Linked DNA regions of Homo sapiens: region 1 is linked to region 2. Evidence: chromatin contacts called from ENCODE Hi-C or POLR2A ChIA-PET data. All regions are on one chromosome and are shown on one strand. Each heading gives the region's core, a stretch centred on a gene start or an enhancer-like site at or near the end of the contact. The rest is flanking DNA. Distances are from core to core; before and after follow the strand shown.

The links. Hi-C counts contacts between places; a loop is a spot of excess contacts on that map. ChIA-PET counts read pairs that join two places held with the same protein, here RNA polymerase II (POLR2A). Pooled maps may share reads with other maps.
Region 1: a map of ascending aorta shows a loop between it and region 2 (2.1-fold over the local background). The contact joins two enhancer-like sites. A Hi-C loop is called at or near these places in 2 of 168 maps with a recorded cell type or tissue (ascending aorta and posterior vena cava), 1 of 37 single-sample maps with no recorded cell type and 2 of 50 pooled maps. POLR2A ChIA-PET finds 5 or more read pairs at or near these places in 4 of 52 experiments (K562, OCI-LY7, Panc1 and 1 more).

What each region holds. Positions count from the first base shown.
Region 1 is chr10:12,885,047-12,889,959 of GRCh38, reverse strand. No RefSeq gene overlaps it. Among named protein-coding and RNA genes, the nearest start is that of CCDC3, 110 kb to the left of the region's middle. Within about 2 kb of position 1,318, at least 4 of the 41 ENCODE cell types and tissues checked have a DNase peak (open chromatin) inside an H3K27ac peak, as active enhancers do; they include ascending aorta, where a contact is called at or near this core.
Region 2 is chr10:12,842,271-12,847,812 of GRCh38, reverse strand. No RefSeq gene overlaps it. Among named protein-coding and RNA genes, the nearest start is that of MIR548Q, 120 kb to the right of the region's middle. Within about 2 kb of position 2,459, at least 14 of the 41 ENCODE cell types and tissues checked have a DNase peak (open chromatin) inside an H3K27ac peak, as active enhancers do; they include ascending aorta, where a contact is called at or near this core.

The DNA of each region.
Region 1 (4,913 bases), core at 69-2,568, 43 kb before region 2:
CCAACTCTAATCCAAACTCAAACCCCTTCTTTAAATACCCCTCTGTTTTAGTTAGTTCAGGCTGCTATAACCATAGACTGGGTGGCTTAAATAACTAACACTGATTTCTCTTAGTTCTGGAGCCTAGAAGTCCAAGATCTGGTTTGCAGACGGCATCTTCTCGTTGTGTTTTCACATGACAGAGAGCAGAGAGAGAGAAGAACCAATTTCTCTTCTGTCTCTTCTTTTTTTTTTTTTTTTTTTTTGAGCAGTCTCACTCTGTCACCAGGTTGGCGTGCAGTGCTGCGATCTCGGCTCACTGCAACCTCTGCCTCCCGGGTTCAAGCAATTCTCCTGCCTCAGCCTTTCAGGTAGCTGGGACTACAGGCACCTGCCACCATGCCCAGCCAATTTTTTTGTATTTTTAGTAGAGATGGGGTTTCACCATGTTGGCCAGGATGGTCTCGATCTCTTGACCTCGTGATGTGCCCACCTCGGCCTCCCAAAGTGCTGGGAATACAGGCGTGAGCCACTGTGCCTGGCCTCCTGTCTCTTCTGCTAAGGGAACTAACCCCAAAGTGGGGCTCCAATCTCATGACTCAGTTACCTTCATAATTACCTCTGATGCCATCACATTGCAGGGTAGAGCTTCAACATGGGCATTTTAGGGGGACCCAAACAGGCAGGTCATAGCACCCTCTCTGCTGGCTACCCGGGCTCAGTGGGGAAATTTACAGTGACAAAGAATGTTTCATAAGGAGAAGGCCATTGCTGTGAGAGGCTAAAGGACAATGCTGACTTTTATTCTTCTTCCTCGGAAGTGCTTTCGCTGTGATGCCTAGAGATGACTTAGCTTCTCTGCACTGGTTTCTCCATGAGTAAATTTAAAATCTATCTATCTGTCTGTCTATCTATCTATCTATCTATCTATCTATCTGTCCGTCCGTCCGTCCGTCCGTCCGTCCGTCTACCCACCCACCCATCCATCCTACTATCATCTTCACATCTATCTTGCTTTCCAGTATGGCCCCTGAAAATAGGTGGAGGGCATTGATTTTTTACAATTGCTCAAGTGCATGGATCTCTTCCAAGGCGTAGCTTTGCTTAAATCCCACACTGTTGTTTGTAGCCTGTGTTTAAAACCAGTTTTCTTTGTAAGTTTGATTTTGCTTTGGGTTCCCCAAGGCCATTACTTTAGTTGGACTTAACAACTCAGACCTGAGTGTTTAGTTTGGAAGAAGCAGGCTGCTGCAGATCTCTGAGTTACCCAACCCAAGGCCACGTGGAAAGTTTTTCTAAGCATCAGCTGAAAGGAGGGGCTGGCCTGGCCTCCCCAGCGTCCATCCAGGTAGCCCTGTCTGTGTCCCAGAGGCACAGACCTTTCAGATCCACCCAGCATGCCTGATGCCAAGAACTATTCACCAGGGGGGACTTCAGAGAGGAAAGCAACACATCATGTTGAGAGAAATGATTTTTTTTTCCACAATTTTTTCTTGTTTTGACCATGAGCATCAGTGATGATGAGTAGAATATTTGTCCTGGCATCAGTGTAGAATTTCCATCCCACCCTGAACCCCAGCAAGCAAGGGCCAGGGCTCCCGCAGCCCTTCCTCACCTCCACACTGTGGCTGATGGCCCCCCTGGCACAGAGCAGGGACCCAGATTGGGGTGGGGAACGTGAAGAGTGGGAAAGCTTTCGGCTCAGGAAGCATATGAAAGAATGGTAGGATTCTCCTACAGTGCTCACTTGCATCACACAGAACCTGTTTCTGCTTTAAAAATCCCATCGGTTGCAGCTGCACTTTTTCAACCCATGCCATTGGTCTCTTTTTCATTTTCCTTTTACAGTGGGACTTTCAAGGATTGGATGGTGGCAGGAAAAGGGAACATTATCACCCACAAATCAGAGCACCCAGAAAGTAACCAGACAGCATTTCACAAAGAACCGTTCTACATCTCTGAGGAAGGGGCCCGATCCTCAACTCACCCTGACCATTTTGGTGCCAGACACCAAATGCCAACAAGCCTGAGTGGTGTGTCATACACATCGTTTTCCAGCTCTTAAATAATCAAATATCATTGAGGTTTGGGGCTTTTCTGTTTCCTTGGGCTACAAACATTTAACTCCTCCTTTTCTCCCAAAATACTGTGATTGATACATGCAGATCCTTCTAGCCCTTTATCACACTATTTAGTGAGGGAGAGACAGTTTTTCCCTCACTAAGAGGCATATACAATATTTCAAAAGAGAAACAAATTCTAGCATCTCCCTGCATTCATCACGATTTCTCTTAACTCATGAACTCTGCCCTCTTCTTCAGTGATGGAAATCGTGTGTAGGTTTTTCCTTTGCCTTCATGCCTCCCTATTGGGTAATTCACATGCGTAAATTAATACTCTTCAGCATAGAAAGAGGCTCTTATTTCAAGATAACAAATGTCTGAATCCTCCCCTCCCCTCCCCTCCCTTTGACAGGATCTCACTCTGTTGCCCAGGCTGGAGTGCAGTGGCACAATCTCAGCTCACTGCAGCCTCGACCTCCTGGGTTCAAGTGATTCTCCCACCTCCTCCACATGAGTGACTGGGACCACAGCAATGGGCCACCAGGCCCAGCTAATTTTTTTACTTTTTGTACAGATGGGGTCTCACTTTGTTGCTCCGGCTGATTTTGAACTCCTGGGTTCAAGTGGCCCTCCTGCCTTGGCCTCCCAACGTGCTGGGATTAGAGGTGTGAGCCACCATGCCCAGCCCTACTTTCTTATCTGGACCCACTGACTCCCTTCTTCCTATCTCTGAATAGATTTGGAGGATAAACCTTGCTGAGAAGCTGAGACCTGGATGATGCTTCTGGCTTCCTCTTTGGAGGACAGCTAGTGCTTAGCTTCTCATTCCAGTCTCTCTCGCAGTGGCTCATGCCTGTAATCCCAGCACTTTGGGAGGCCGAGGCTGGTGAATCACTTGAGGTCAGGAGTTTGAGACCAGCCTGGCCAACATGGAGAAACCCCATCTGTACTAAAAATACAAAAACTAGCTGGGTGTGGTAAAGCATGCCTGTAATCCCAGCTACTTGGGACGTTGAGGCATGAGAATCGCTTGAACCCGGGAGGCGGAGGTTGCAGTGAGCCGAGATTATGCCACTGCACTCCAGCCTGGGCAACAGAGACTCAGTCTTAAAAAAAACAAGAAGTTGGATACAGGCTGCATTCCCAGATCTCTCCAGTGTGTTGGGTTGGAACATAAAAATAGCCATCTCCCCTCCAGGGGACAGATCCCAATTAGAAATCTTAAATTCTTTCTCAATTTCATTTTCCATGGAAGACCAGATTTAAAACCAGGCAACTGGCAAAGAGCCACACAGTTTTCCAGCTTGCTGGCCATGACATCTCATGAGAACAACTCAAAACACTTAGAAAAATCTTTTGTTTCAGGAGCTTAGCAGGAGGCTGGAGTGGATCCATCCATCTCTGGCCCATGATCCTGCTAACAAGCTTGCATATGCCATGGTGCTCAGTGATGAATGCAAACGGTGCCCAGTGGCTGGCAGGGCTTGGAAATTTGCCATGTTGTTTGCCTCCACACTCCCTGATAATTGCTCCCTATGCCATCTTTAAAAACCCATTTCTGGCCTTGGGCTAAGGGCTTGATCTGGAATAAGGCTGCCTCAGCCCATGCTTGGAGCTTCAATTAATCCACTCTGAACCATGATATCTCAGAGATAGCTCATTAAGTTCTTCAACAGATATTTATTGAGCACCTAGGGTGTGCCAGGCACTGTGCTAGCTCTGGCTGACAAGGATCGCCACAACAGGCACACCTCCTTCCAACATAGAGTCAAACTCTCTCTCCAATGGTGGAGAGAGACAATGAACTTGAACTAGTACTAGTCATTATCATTACAAACGACTGCTTTCAGTGAAACCAACATTGTGCTGGCTGAAGAAATGCTGCCATGGGAGTGGAAGCTAAGGGAGAAGACCCATTTTAGATAGGATGGTCGAGAAAGTGCTTCTTAGAAAGTAGTCTTTTTGTTTTGTTTGTTTGTTTGCTTGCTTTTTGAGATGGAGTCTCACTCTGTCGCCAGGCCGGAGCGGGACGGTGCAATCTCAGCTCGCTGCAACCTCCGCCTCCCAGGTTCAAGTGATCCTCCTGCCTCAGCCTCCCAAGTAGCTGGGACTACAGGTGCACCCCACCACACCTGGCTAATTTTTGGGTTTTTTAAATTAATTAATTTATTTTTTTGAGATGGAGTCTTGCTCTGTTGCCCAGGCTGGAGTGCAATAGCACCATCTCAGCTCACTGTAACCTCTGCCTTCTGATTTCAAGTGATTCTCCTGCCTCAGCCTCCTGAGTAGCTGGGATTACAGGCACCTGCCACCATGCCCAGTTAATTTTTGTATTTTTAGTAGCGACGGGGTTTCACCATGTTGTCCAGGCTGGTCTCAAACTCCTGACCTCGTGATCTGCCCACCTCGGCCTCCCAAAGTGCTGGGATTACAGGTGTGAGCCACCGTGCCAGGCCAATTTTTTATATTTTTAGTAGAGACGGGGTTTCACCATGTTGGTCAGGATGGTCTCAATCTCTTGATCTCAAGTGATCCGCCTGCCTTGGCCTCCCAAAATGCTGGGATTACAGGCATGAGCCAGCATGCCCAGCCAGAAGGTAGTCTTTAAAATGAGAAGGACTGGCCAGGCGTGGTGGCTCATACCTGTAATCCCAGCACTTTGAGAGGCCATGGTGGGCAGATTGCTTGAGCCCAGGAGGTCAGGACCAGCCTGGGCAACATAGCAAGACCCTGATTATTCAAAAAATACAAAAATTAGCCAGGCATGGTGGCATGCACCACGTGACTCGGTCCCAGCTACTTGGGAGGCTGAGGCAGGGGAATCGCTTGAGTCCAGAAGGTCAAGACTGCAGTGAGTCATGATTGCCCCAT
Region 2 (5,542 bases), core at 1,210-3,709:
TCTACCCTAAGACTGGTCTCCCGTTGGAGTGTCCTCCTGCCAGCGGGGGGCGCTGTGGGACCCACGAGAACCGCTCCTCCTTGGCTTGACTGCTCCGTCCGTCCCCAGAGAGGATGAGACTGAAAGAAACTTAACCCAAAGGTGCCATGACATTAGGCTGGAAGTGACACTGAGGTGCTGCTATCTGGCTGGGCAGCTAATCTGATCATTAGCTACTCCCTGTAGCTCACCAAAGCCAGCCTCTGCTTAGATCTCACACCCGTTGGTTGCTGTCAGCAAAAGGAGACAGGCTCAAGGAAGACTGGACTCCCAGTTGAGAATGCACACGGGATAGGGCCTCCTTACTCAGGGCATATGGTCTTGGACTAGCAGCGTCTGCATCTCCTGGGAGCTTCTAGAAATGCAGAATGTCAGGCCCCAGCCCAGATCTGTTGAGTCATAATCTGCATTTTATCAAGATACACAGGTATTTTCCATGTAGGTTTAAGTTTAGAAGCACTGCACTAGCGGACATCCTTGCGCCTCAGTTACCCCGCAGATGGGTCTTTTACTGTGTAAGCATTTTATCTGCATCTCTTCATTTTCTCTCCTCATTTCACTTTTTGCCCTAGGAGGTCACAAGCATCAATCGTCATGCAGACTGGAGCTAGAAAAAGATTGACAATTTCACCATGCCTGCCTTAGCATATGGCTCTTAGGTTAGTATAAGGTTGGTCACCAAGTAATAGGTTTGAGTTTTCAAAACAATCACTAAGAGGTCTGGATATTCATTCCTAAGTCCTTTCCCTCCCACTAGGGGAGTGTCTTCAAGGCATCTTGGTTATGGTCTAGGGTTGTGGAGTGGTTGCCAGGGTTGCCTAATCCCTAAGTATCCCAAGTCTTATCTGAGGATTGATGAAATATATCACATACAAGCCAGACACAGTGGCATGTGCCTGTAATCCCAGCCTCTTGGGAGACAGAGGCAGGAAGATAGCTTGAGTCCAGAAGTTCAAGACGAGCCTGGGCAACATAGCAAGACCCCATCTCTAAAAAAAAAATTGAAAGAAACACAGAAATATATCACATGCATGTATTACTATTACTCAATTATTACAGAGATACAGATGCACTTTAATAATTCATTTTGAAAACTTTTTGCAGTGTCTTTTGTTAGTTCCAATCACTAAGATGCTGTGTTCCATGGAAAGGGGCCATATTCATCAAGAATTTGAGAACCATGGCTCTAGCGGTCTGAAGCTCCAAGCTCCTAAGACTGCCTAACCAAAACAAAGACACTGGTATATATTTTCCATTCATTTATGAGTTTTCAAAAAATTTAGGTCTTTATTAAGAGTTAAATATAAACATTAACTCATTGTGTTACAGAGAAATAGGGTCTTTGGAGGAACTGTTTGAACATGGGTCACAGTTACTTGTTTATGTAACACGATTTAGAGGGGTACAAAGATCCTTGGCAGGAAGGGTAGGAGGAGGAGATGGAGGAGATGGGAGAGAAGGAAGGAAGCACCTGTGAAATCCCTACCTTCAACCTTGTCAGTTTCCAATTTGCATATGCTCATGTCCCTAATGAAAAGCACCTCCAAAATAGACTTCTTTCATTTAGATATATGTATTTTTGCGTTATGACTTTTTCCATTACAACAGCACAAAACCCAAGAAGGTAGCTGGTGTGGCGATGCACAACTGTATTCTCAGTTATGAGGGAGGCTGAGATGGGAGAATCACTTGAGCCCAGGAGTTCGAGGCTACAGTGATCTATAATTGCACCACTACACTCCAGCCTGGGTGACAGAACAACCTCGTCTCTTAAAAAAAAAAAAATTTAAGTAAACTAGACTTGAAATCAGGTTTTCAAATTGCTGTATTACAAAGTCTTAAATCACGATTAAAAAAATAACAAAACTTGCCTATAATCCCAACTACTCAGGAGGCTGAGGTGGAAGAATCACTTGAACCCAGGAGGCGGAGGTTGCAGTGAGCCGAGACTGCGCCGCTGTACTCAGCCTGCGCGACAGAGTAAGAGTCTGTCTCAAAAAAACAAAGAAACAAACAAACAAAAACATAAAAATAACAAAACCCAAGATGACATGAATGTAACAAAGATAAACATTTTGTTCTACTGAACAGTTTCTTTTATCTTGGTCTTGTCCTTCTAATTTTCTTTCTTTGTGTATGTTTTATATGTTCATAAGTAGGTATAGTATATGCCTATAATTTCCAGAAATATAAATATTCATCTATTCAGAGCACAATGTTCAAAAATATTTTATCATAAGGATGCACAACAAAAACTGTTTAGATATCCCTGAACTAGATTAATACCTCTTACCATCTTTTGTCAACAAATGGGTCAGAAAAGTCCCTTCATTGCCATTATTTACAGCCAGTGTCGTGCTACCAACATTCTCTACGCCTGAGTCATCCTTGTTCATGTTCACATTCGAGCTTGTTCATTTAGCACCAGACTTGGAAAGAAACTGCAGGAAATGTGCATTTCTGGACGACTCGAACAATTTTACCTCACGCTCTTCCCTGCTCCGGGCTGGGATCCAACTCTGAAAAAACCTGAAATTCACAGATTCAAGGGAGACTTTTCTCCATGTTTCTCAGGAAGTAAACAGGGTATGGCTGACACGGCAACACCCTTTTCCAGGCAAAGAGCAAAATGCAGCAGGGGTTTGGACCTCAGTGCAGTTTTCACTGGAACTTGGGCTGTGTCTGGGTGCCAGAGAATTTTAAAGAGCAAGCAGGTACCTCAGGGATCTTGTTGTCAAACCCCTCATTATATGAGTGAGACACAGAAGGACAAAGTTGGAATGAACTATGCAAGATCACATAGCACGCTAGTGGCACATCCGGGACCACCACCCAGTCTCTCCAGTCTCCCCCTCTGTGGCTGATGTGGGGGAGGGACAGCTTGAGGAGCAGGGGGAGTTTCTGGCTTGTGATGAGACATGGCTGGACAATGTCTGGTGGTGTTAGATCCCAGACAGCGTTTCCACAGAACTCTTCCATGCACTCTAACCCAGGTGCCTGTGTGGGGTCTCTGGTGAGAGATTCATGGGGTCCCCCGTCTGGGAAAGGCTGTTTGGTACTGCCTGCCTCTGGAAAGTAGAAAGCTCACTTACAGCTTCTTCAACCTAGAAACAATCTTTGTACAGGATGGTGGTCGCAAAAGTCCAGCTCTTCTAATGGTGTCTACGGCTCCAACATATAGAAAAGGTCTGGAAGACCTGAAGTGAGGTGGGGGATGGGTGTGTGTGTTCCCCACTGCCGTATCCATCCTCAGTGCCTAGGACAGGGCCTGCCTGACACGTAGGAGGTCCTCAGATTTTTTTTTTGAGACAGAGTCTTGCTCTTTCGCCCAGGCTGGAGTGCAGTGGTGTGATTATAGCTCACTGTACCCTTGACCTCCTGGGCTCAAGAGATTCCCCTACCTCAGCCTCTGGAGTAGCTGGGACTACAGGCACCAAACACCACACCTGAATGATTTTTGTATTTTTAGTAGAGTCGGGGTTTCACCATGTTGGCCAGGCTAGTCTTGAACTCCTGGCTTCAGGTGATCTGCTCACCTCTGCCTCCCAAAGTGCCAGGATTACAGGCGAGAGCCACTGCACCTGGCCAGGTGTTTTTTTGTTTTGTTTGTTTTGCTTTGTTTTTAAGAGACAGGATCTCGTCGTGTTGCCCAGGCTGGAGTGCAGTGGTATGATCATAGCTCACTGCAGCCTCGACCTCCTGGGCTGAAGAGATTCCCCTACCTCAGATCCCTGAGTAGCTGGGACGACAGGCACACACTACCACATCTGGCTAATTTTTAAATTATTTTTTTGTAGAGATGGGGTCTTACTATGTTTGCTCAGGATGGTCTTGAACTCCTGGGCTCAAGCAATCCTCCTGCCTCAGCCTCCCAAAGTGCTGGGATTACAGGCCTGAGCCACCGTGCCTGGCCCAGAAATTTTTGTTGAATAAAAAACGCCTCACCTGAGAAGGTGGGGGAGAGACGAGTGGAGAGGCCTAAGTTTTTCACCTACTCGGGCTGGGTTTGAGGGTGGCCAGAGGGTTAGGAGCTGGATGTCCAGCCATGAGCATAGTGAGGAAGAGATAGCCCAGTCTGCCCCTGTCTCTCTTTGTGCTGACCTGCTGTAGGCTGCGCTATATCCAAGATAGGCCCAGGAGGCCTCAGTGAACACTCACTTTATATTTTTCTTCTAGTTTTCCTTCCAGCCCTCTGCTTGGCCGTTTCTGCTGCCAATTCTTGTCTTGTTGGGTTACATGGCCACCGGCTTGGGCCGGAGGGGCCCTTACACCAGTGGCTTCCTCTCTCTGAGCCCCATCTTCCCGAATACAGGCAGAGATGAGGGGGCAGGCCATTGCCACACACCTCCCGGCCTGCCACGGAGCTGGATGATGACTCCTGGGGAGGGGCTTCAGGCACTGCAAACCCCTTTGCACGTGTGCATGGGAGGATGGGGTCACCTCTATTGGGTCCAGCTGCATGTTTTGCCTGTGAGCTTCCCTGCCCTTCTTCAGGAAAATCCAGCCTAACTGGCTGTTTTCCGAGCAGCCTCTGTGCCTGGGTTTCATCCACAGTTCTCAGAATCATTCACTGCGGGGCAGGACTCGGTTCCCACCTCCCCGTGGAGCATCAGAACCCTCATGTTCTTTAAAAAGGCACTCAGGCCGGGTGCCATGACTCATGCTTATAATCCCAGCACTTTGGGAGGCCAAGGTGGGAGGATCACCTGAGGTCAGGAGTTCGAGACCAGCCTGACCAACAAGATGAAACCCTGTCTCTACTAAAAATACAAAAATAATTAGCCAGGTGTGGTGGTGCGCACCTGTAGTCCCAGCTACTCAGGAGGCTGAAGCATGAGAACTGCTGGAACCGGGAGACAGAGGTTGCAGTGAGCTGAGATCACGCCACTGCACTCCACTCTGGGAGACAGAGTGAGACTCCATCTCAAAATAAATAAATAAGCATGTGTTGACACCCTTTGGTGGGTGGGATGTGCCTGTGGATTGGAGGCCTTTGGCCGAAGCTTATTTTTTCTCTGATGAGTTAAAAGCTCCTTCTCAGGATTCATAGGAAATGTTTCTTGACTTTTGAAGTGTCCTCAGGGAAGTTTGCTAATGCTTTGGTGTTTGTGCTGTATTCTTATAGCAATAAAGACTTTAAAGGCATGAGATAGATGTAGCTTTGAGAGCGGCTTGGCTCTCTCTGGCATCACGTTGGTTTATCACAGGGTGGTTTGGGCCTCACCATGCACACACAGACCACAGATCCACAGCCCAGGCTCCCCTACCCCTGCCATCAGCAAGGGTCAGCCACAAGCACGTAGACACAGGGAGGACGGTGTGGTTGGCAGCCTTTTAGAGGCCCCTGCTGGGCCCCATGTTCCTGGTATTTCGGCCCTGGGTTACTCCTTCCCTTGAGTGTGGGCTGAACATAATGACTTTGTTCTAACAAAGAGTACGGCAGAAGCAATGGGGTATCATTTCCAAGATTAGGTTTTAAAAAGACTGGCTGGCATCCTGGGTA